Linked DNA regions of Homo sapiens: all the other regions are linked to region 1. Evidence: chromatin contacts called from ENCODE Hi-C or POLR2A ChIA-PET data. All regions are on one chromosome and are shown on one strand. Each heading gives the region's core, a stretch centred on a gene start or an enhancer-like site at or near the end of the contact. The rest is flanking DNA. Distances are from core to core; before and after follow the strand shown.

Region 1 (2,685 bases), core at 120-2,619:
CCTCCTGCTTCCTCTTCCCTTCCTCAGCACTGTCTGGGTTGGGTGCAAGCAGGGGGTCTCAGTCGTGAGACCACAGCGGACCTGGGGTGAAGGCGCTTCTGGGCATGGGCCTCCTCCTTTCTCTCATTCCTGGACATAGCCCAAGGATGGACCTCGGCCTTCGGGTCCTGTATTGCTCCCTCAGTTATCTCTGGGCCACCGGTGATGGAGACACTTCCTCATGTAGACATTCAGCATTGTCTTTGGGGTGTTCCATCACCTTCAGTAGATCCTGGGGGTCTCTGTGGCCCTGGTCTGGGGCTCCTCACTGGCCTCATCCCGCTTCTCCTGATCCTGCTCAGGTTTCCTCGGGCAGAGCTGCTTGCCTGTGACAGTTCCAGCCTTCACTGAACTCCTCTGTCTGCCCCAGCAGCAGGGGCTACAGCCTGAGCCTGATTATGCTGGAGGTTATAGGGACTCAGTGGGCCACATCAGCTCCTGGGAACACATGCACCCCCAGCAGCACAGCCCTAACCTCATTAACTTATCTTAGAACCACTCATAAGTCTCTAGTTCCTCTGAGTGGTTTCTTTAGCTTATAGCTCATGCTCCCAGCAATAAACAAAAAGAGCTCGTTTGCTAAAGGTTCTGTGTGATTCTTGGAGCATCAAGCAGCTCTGCCCCCGGGGCCCAAATGATAAGCAGGCGTCACTCCACTCACATGCCCTGTGACTTGGCAAGCTCCTTAACCTCTCTGGGCTTTAGTTTCTTTATCTGTGAAATAGAAATTTCATCTGTGAAATAGTAACGATCATTATGATTCATAAGGTTAAATCCAAAAGAGTACCTAGAACAGTGCCTGGTGTATAGCAGTTCTTGACATTGTTGGTTATCATCGTTGTCATTGCTGAAGCCATTCAAGGCAGTGCAGAAGAATTCTCACCTCTTAGACAGAGTGCCCCGTAAAGCAAGCACCCTTGGGAGCCGTGGCTGGTGCCCAGGTCAGAGAGCAGGAAAGTGGGAATTCCATGTGGTAACTGAGTGAGGGGGAGTCATGAGTCACACTCTGGGGACTCTCCAAAGTACTAGGTTGAATCATATGAAATTGCTGGGGCTTTTGGAGAAAACCATAGGTTTCTATTAGTGTGGCCCCACTTGCAGTCTCAAGCAGAGGAGACTGGGAAAATACGGATTTCTCAGGTCTCCCACTCTTCCTACTTCTTCCGGGTTCTCCTGATGATTCATCTGCAGGGCGGAGCTTCTGAGTCTACACCCGGCTCCTCTAACCCTCAAGTGCCTACTCATCACCTGGGGATCTAGTTAAATGCAGATTCTGGCTTAGTTGGTCTAGGGCGGGGCCAGAGATTCTACATTTCCACCAAGTTCCCAGCTGATGCCGCTGCTGCCTGATCGTGCTGCGAGGAGCAGAGCTCTAGCATGTCGTCAGCAGGCCTTTGACTCATCCTAGCTCCAGAGATCCCAGAAGTCGCCCTTTCCCTTGCAGCCCCGGTAAATTAAAAACAGAATGAAACAAAGCTGCAGCAGGGCAGCAGCATCTGTGTCAAATTCCCCCACCCCACCTGTCTGGAGAGTTTCATAGGTGACACTTTTCGCTGCAGGCCCATTAAGCCTATTAAAAGGGATCTTTTTCCCTTTCCTTTCTTCACTGACCATTTGTTCAACAGATATTTACTGAGCACCCACCATTGACAGATACTACACTAAGAAGAGAGATTCCAATCTATGCTTTGTACTGCAGCCAGGGTGATTATCAGAATTGAAAACCTGATCCTGTTATTTCACTTCTTAAACTCTCATTTCCCTGAAGTATAAAGTGCAAGTGTCCTAATACAATGCTGAATACCCTCTGAAAGCAGACTTCTACCCTGATTGACAGTCACCCTACCTCTAGCCCTACCCAGTACCTGAAAGCTTCCCCTGCTCCCTGCTGACCAGCCCCCAAGCTTGGGCTCCTGCTCTCTCTCTCTCTCTCTCTCTCTCTCTACCTCACTCTTCCGAGCCTGCCCTTGCCACCTCATCCATCACTCATCCTTTTCAAGATAAAGCTCCCCACCACGCCGTTCAGGGAGTCTTCTCGGAACCGAGGTGGATTTCCTAAGCCCCCTTGGTTCTGACAACTTTACATAGAAATTCTGTCAGTTCCTTTCTCCACAAAACTTTAAGTTTCTCAGACATAGAGAAATGTCTCAGTCATTTCCCCATCAGCCAGTTTTGGCGGAGCTGCATTTCGGTCTAAGCGCTATGCTGCCTGGTAGGAATTCCTTCTTGCCTGCAAGTTTTCCCGTCTCAGAGGTTCATGGCCCCGACCTGCTTCCAGTCATTAGTGTTGGCTCCCAAGCAGCTGGCAAAGGGCTGGGTCACAGATTGCTGAGGGATGGAAAAGGATCCAGGGCAAATGTGCGTCATCCGTGGTATGCAATGTTTTACAGCTCAGCTATGGAGACAGAATCAGTAACAGCCCATCAGGAAAGGGTGAGGAGAATACCAAGGAAGCAAGAGAAGGACAGGAGGAAGGGTCACTGATGTCTCCCGAGAACCACGGTACCCTTAGAAATGCAGTGTGCTGGGGAACCTTAGATACACTCCCACCCTGAAATTCTCTCAACTGTGGATATAATGAGATGAAAAGGGAATCCAAACTCTTTGCAGCTTCTAAAACGAGTCCCATCTTGCTTCGCCTAATGT
Region 2 (2,685 bases), core at 99-2,598, 370 kb after region 1:
TGGGGGCCCAGTCTGAGAATTGTCACTGAGGTGAGGCTGCTGCAGAAAACCCTCACTAGGGCAATGTTTAGTGGAGCAGTGGGATTGGGGCCACTGCAGAGAGCCCCAAATAGAGTAATATCTAGTGGAGCTGTGGGAACAGGGCTGTCCCTGAGAACCCAGAACTGTCCAGCCACCAGCATGCAAGTCTATCCTGGGAGAGCCTAGACCTCAACCTGTGAGAGCTGCTGCATGGGTTGCACCTGGCAAATCCATGGGAGTGGATCCCCTGGACACTAGGGGACCCAGTCTCCACCCCCCTGTGCTCGGAATGGGGGACACAGCATCAAAGAAGATTATTCTGAAGCCCCAAGATTTAATGCTGTTTGCCTTGTTGGGTTTGGACTTACTTGGGACCAGATACTCCTTTCTTCTTGCCTGCTTCTCCCTTTGGGAATGGGAATGTACGTCCTATGCCTGTCTCATCACTGTATTTTGAAGGCCTGTAACCTATTTGATTTCACGGGCTCATAGCTGGAGGGGAATTTCACTTAGGATGAATTGTACTTTGAATCTTATGCCTTTCTAATTTAGAAGATATTTAGGTGAGACTTTGGACTTACATTTTAAAGTTGATACTGGAACTTTGGAGGCCACTGGGATACAATGCATGCATTTTGCATGTGAGAGGGGTATGAATTTGGAGGGCAGGGGCAGAATGCTATGCTTTGAATGTCTGTGTTCCCTGCAAAATTCATGCTGAAACAATCCTCAATGCAATACTAACAGGTGGTGCCTTTAGGAGGTGACTGGATTATGAGGGCACCTTCCTCATGAATGGGATTGGCCCCTTATACGAGAGACTTCACATGAGATTTGGCCCCTTTTGCCCTTCCACTTTCCACCATTGAGGACGCAGCAGCAAGCTGTCATCTTGGAAACAGAGAGCAGGTGTTTGGAACTGGTTCTGTTTCATCTGATTCTGGGGGCCCCTCTTTTTCCCTGTGCAAGATCCCCAAATTTGCTTCCTTCTCTCAAAGAAAGCTCCCAATATAGATGGGACTCAAAGGGAGTCATTTGCCCTCTAAGAGGTGTCACAATATGTCGTCTCAGTCATTCACACCTTAGTAAGAAAAAGCTTTTCAGGTCCTTGCCAGAGATTCGGGGAAAGGCTTTGAACTGAGAAAGAAGCCGCGCCCCTGAGGAGGGCGCTGCCCGGAAGCCACGCTCACTTCTGCTTGCACTTAGGCGACCTCGGGAGCTCGGACTCCTACGCAGTCACCGGGAAGGGCCGCCGCCCCGCCCGCGGCTGCTGGCCCGGGTGACGCTTCCGCCTGCTATAAGAGCAGCGGCCCTCGGTGCCTCCTTCCTGACCTCGCACCCAGCTCGGAGCCCGGAGCGTGCCTCGGCGGCCTGTCGGGTAAGGCCGGGCCTCGGAGCGGTGGCGCGGGGGCGGGCGCGGGGAGAGGCCAGGCTCCCTCGCTCAGCTTCCAGCCCGGCACCCCCCACCCCCCAGGCTCAGGCCCCTCAGACCCGCAGCTCCCTGCGCTCGCCCTCCCCGCCAGCTTCGCGCCCCCATCCCTTCCGGGCGCCCCGACGGAGACAGACGACCTCTGATCCCCCGCCCCCGCCTGGGTACAGGCCGGGCCAGCCCGCGAGGGAGGGAGGGAGGGAGGACGACAGATGCAGGCGGAAGGCAAGACTGAAACCTGAGATCAGAATGTTGTCCCTTCTCCCTGAATTCCCTTCCTCCCAGAGCTGTTTGTGACGGTTTCCAGGCAGCCCAGGGCCAGGCCGCGGCTCCTATCTGCAGCTGCAGGGAGAGAGAGGAGGAACCCCGTGCGATTCTAGAGACGATTTCACAACAAGGAGAAATCAGCTTTGTGCTTACATGCCGAGCAGCCAGCACGGTTCTTCTTTGCCTGTCCTCGGGGGAAATCAGGGCTCTGAGAGTGGAGATCGAGATGGGCTAGTGGGTGGCGGATGGGACGCTGCACGGCCAGACCCTGGACTGTGGTGGGTTTCCAAACTGGCACATCCTACACCGGCTCTGAGACTGTGGGCACTGGACCTCATACCTTTTGAACCTCAAAAATAAGGAAGAATTATATTATTATAATAATTACAGTGATACCTTTGCTGGAGTTTTAATGCATAGTAGGTAGCTGAGTCTCTGATAGAAGGCTCTTAGTTCAGGTGAAGGTAGGCAATGGATTCATTGCCCAATGAATCAGAGACTTGAATCAAAGGCTCAGAAGCACGTGCGCTCCCACACATAGGTTGGGAAGACCCAGGGCTGGGTGGGCCCTCCCACCCCACTAAAGCTGGGGTAGCTGGGGCCTGCCTTACCCCCGCCCCACCCCCAGACTCACCTGTCTGCAAGGTCAGAGCCCTTTAGGGCACCCTGGGTGCCCTAAAATCCCCTATAACTGCTGAGTCCTTGGCCAGAATGGTCCCACATTTGTGGGCCTGGGAAAGTGTTCTTGCCCTGCTGGAATAAAAAAGCGGGGAGAAAGTACAAGATCCAGGATGCCTCAGGGCGGTTGGCAGAAATTGAGGAAGCTTCTGGAGAAATAGTGCTGCCTAATCTGCTGGCGTGGGCAGTGGGCACCATGAGGACCCTGTTCTGTGTTGCAGTTTTCACCATGGAGCAGCTGAGCTCAGCAAACACCCGCTTCGCCTTGGACCTGTTCCTGGCGTTGAGTG
Region 3 (2,685 bases), core at 84-2,583, 270 kb after region 1:
TTCCGGGTCTTTCTCCTGATCCAGGAGAGTCTGAAAAGAGACATTTACAATAGATGCTCTCTGAAGCCTGCTCGCTTCATCTGCAGAATAAGACCCTTGGTCTCCACAACACCTTATCTTAACCCACACACTCCCTTCTATTGATTTCAGGTCTTTAGATGAACTTTCAACCAGAAAATCTTGGAATCCACCTGCGACCCAGAAGCTCCCCCCTGACCACCACCACCTTGGGCACGTGTTCTCAGGATCTCCAGGGGCTGTGTCAGAGGCCACGGTCACTCACATTTGGCTCAGAACAAATCTCTTCAAATACTTTACAGAGTTTGACAGTATTTCAATTTTATTGCATATATTATATTGCATATGAGTTTAACTCATATTTTGAGTTTTTAATCTCTTACTGTACCTAATTTATAAACTTTATTATATGTATAGAAAAAAACAGTATATATAGGATTCAGTACTATCCATAGTTTCAGGCATCCACTGGAGATCTCTGAACATATCCCTTGCAGGTAAGGGGGGAAGCTGCTGTGTACTTCTATATGTGTCGCATGTGAAGCGTGGCCAAAATGGGAAATCTGAAAATGAAGGGGGAAAATGAACATAATTAGGGCTTTGTTTACTTTCAGAAATGGGGTGTTATGTTGCCCAGGCTGGCCTCAAATTCCTGGACTCCAGCAATCTACCCCACCTCAGCCTCCCACGCAGCTGGGATTACTGGCATGTACCCCCACACCCAACATGGGTGGCTTATATCTTTTTAAGTTTACTTATTGTAAGTCATGTTGGCTACAATTAAAAATATATATTATATACTTGAAAATGAGTAAGATTCAAAATGTTCTTGTAAACTGTGTGTCTTCCCCTATCTGAAGGAATTTGGGAGGAGCAACCTTGCAAGAACCTTGGTCTTTTTACACCCAGAAATTGGTTTTTGGTTTCACTGACTTCAAGAATAAAACCGCAAACCCTCAGTGAATACTATAGCTCTTAAGGCGGCGCGCCTGGAGTTGTTCGTTCACTCTCACTGGGCTCGTCGTCTCACCCACTATAGAAATGAAATTGCAACTTTCGCAGTGAGTGTTCCGTTCCTCCTAATGGGCTCGTCGTCTCACCCACTTCAGAAATGAAGTTGCAACTTTCACAGAGTCGTCTCACCTACTTCAGAAATGAAGTTGCAACTTTCACAGATGAGTGTTTCGTTCCTCCTGCCGGGCTCGTCATCTCACCCACTTCAGAAATAAAGTGACAATTTTCGCAGTGAGCGCTACAGCTCATAAAGGCAACGCAGACGCCAAATGCAAACGAACAAACCTTATCACAGCACAGAAAACCCCAACGGGTTACCACTACAAGCTCCGGCAGCCTGCTTTTATTCTTTTATCTGGCCCCACCCACATCCTGCTGATTGGTAGAACCAAGTGGTCTGTTTTGACAGGGCGCTGATTGGTGCGTTTACAATCCCTGAGCTAGACATAAAGGTTCTCCAAGGCCCCACCAGAGTAGCTAGATATAGAGTGTCAATTGGTGCATTCACTAAACCTTGAGCTAGATGCAGGATGCTGATTGGTGTGTTTACAAACCTTGAGCTAGATACAGAGTGCCGATTGGTGTATTTACAATCGCTGGGCCAGACACAAATGTTCTCCATGGTCCCCACCAGACTCAGGAGCCCAGCTGGCTTCACCCAGTGGATCCTGTACTGGGGCTGCAGGTGGAGCTGCCTGCCACTCCCACGCCATGCGCCCACACTCTTCAGCCCTTGGGTGGTCGATGGGACTGGGAGCCATGGAGTAGGGGGTGGTGTTCATCAGGGAGGCTCGGGCATGGCGGGCTGCAGGTCCCAAGTCCTGCCCCGCGGGAAGGCAGCTAAGGCCCAGTGAGAAATAGGGCGCAGCGCTGGTGGGCTGGCACTATGGGGGAACCCAGTACACCCTCTGCAGCCACTGGCCCGGGTGCTAAACCCCTCATTGCCCGAGGCCGGCATGGCCGGCCGGCTGCTCCGAGTGCGGGGCCCGCCAAGCCCACGCCCACCCGGAACTCCAGCTGGCCCGCAAGCGCCGCGCACAGCCCCAGTTCCCGCTGGCGCCTCTCTCTGCACACCTCCCTGCAAGCTGAGGAAGCCGGCTCCGGCCTTGCGTGGCCAGCCCAGAAACGGACTCCAACAGTGCAGCGGCGGGCTGAAGGGCTCCTCAAGTGCCGCCAAAGTGGGAGCCCAGGCAGAGGAGGCACCCAGAGCGACCGAGGGCTGTGAGGACTGCCAGCATGCTGTCACTTCTCACTTTGTACTTTTAAAAGGAAAGAATTCAAATGAGAGACAGGCAAGGGAACATTTATTTTAAGCAATGTGAAAGTTCATTGGAGAAAGTAGGCTTGGAAGAGGGTCAAGCAGGAGACTTCAAAAATCAAGTGCTGCTTCCGCTTTGATTTTTTTTTTTTTTTGGACGGAGTCTCGCTCTATTGCCCAGGCTGGAGTGCAGTGGTACAATCTCAGCTGACTGCAACCTTTGTCTCCAGGGTTCAAGCGATTCTCCTGCCTCAGCCTCCCGAGTAGCTGGGACTACAGGTGCTTGCCACCACGCCTGGCTGATTTTTTGTATTTTTAGTAGAGACAGGGTTTCACCATGTAAACCAGGATGGTCTTGATCTCCTGACTTCATGATCCACCTGCCTCAGCCTCCC

What was found. A loop is a pair of places that touch in the nucleus more often than their neighbours do. ChIA-PET counts read pairs that join two places held with the same protein, here RNA polymerase II (POLR2A). Pooled maps may share reads with other maps.
Region 2: a pooled map shows a loop between it and region 1 (7-fold over the local background). The contact joins the promoter of SERPINB1 here to the enhancer-like site in region 1. A Hi-C loop is called at or near these places in 3 of 37 single-sample maps with no recorded cell type and 7 of 50 pooled maps.
Region 3: a pooled map shows a loop between it and region 1 (19-fold over the local background). The contact joins two enhancer-like sites. A Hi-C loop is called at or near these places in 1 of 37 single-sample maps with no recorded cell type and 10 of 50 pooled maps. POLR2A ChIA-PET finds 5 or more read pairs at or near these places in 1 of 52 experiments (activated T-cell).

What each region holds. Positions count from the first base shown.
Region 1 is chr6:3,207,980-3,210,664 of GRCh38, reverse strand. No RefSeq gene overlaps it. Among named protein-coding and RNA genes, the nearest start is that of LINC02525, 14 kb to the right of the region's middle. RefSeq lists enhancers at 1,086-1,175, 1,176-1,470, 418-1,617. Within about 2 kb of position 1,369, at least 7 of the 41 ENCODE cell types and tissues checked have a DNase peak (open chromatin) inside an H3K27ac peak, as active enhancers do.
Region 2 is chr6:2,840,526-2,843,210 of GRCh38, reverse strand. It overlaps SERPINB1 (serpin family B member 1), which reads left to right and starts at 1,348. Exons shown (of 7, transcript NM_030666.4): 1 at 1,348-1,399; 2 at 2,617-2,685. The coding sequence starts at 2,625. RefSeq lists a silencer at 1,404-1,453.
Region 3 is chr6:2,939,044-2,941,728 of GRCh38, reverse strand. No RefSeq gene overlaps it. Among named protein-coding and RNA genes, the nearest start is that of SERPINB6, 31 kb to the left of the region's middle. Within about 2 kb of position 1,333, at least 9 of the 41 ENCODE cell types and tissues checked have a DNase peak (open chromatin) inside an H3K27ac peak, as active enhancers do.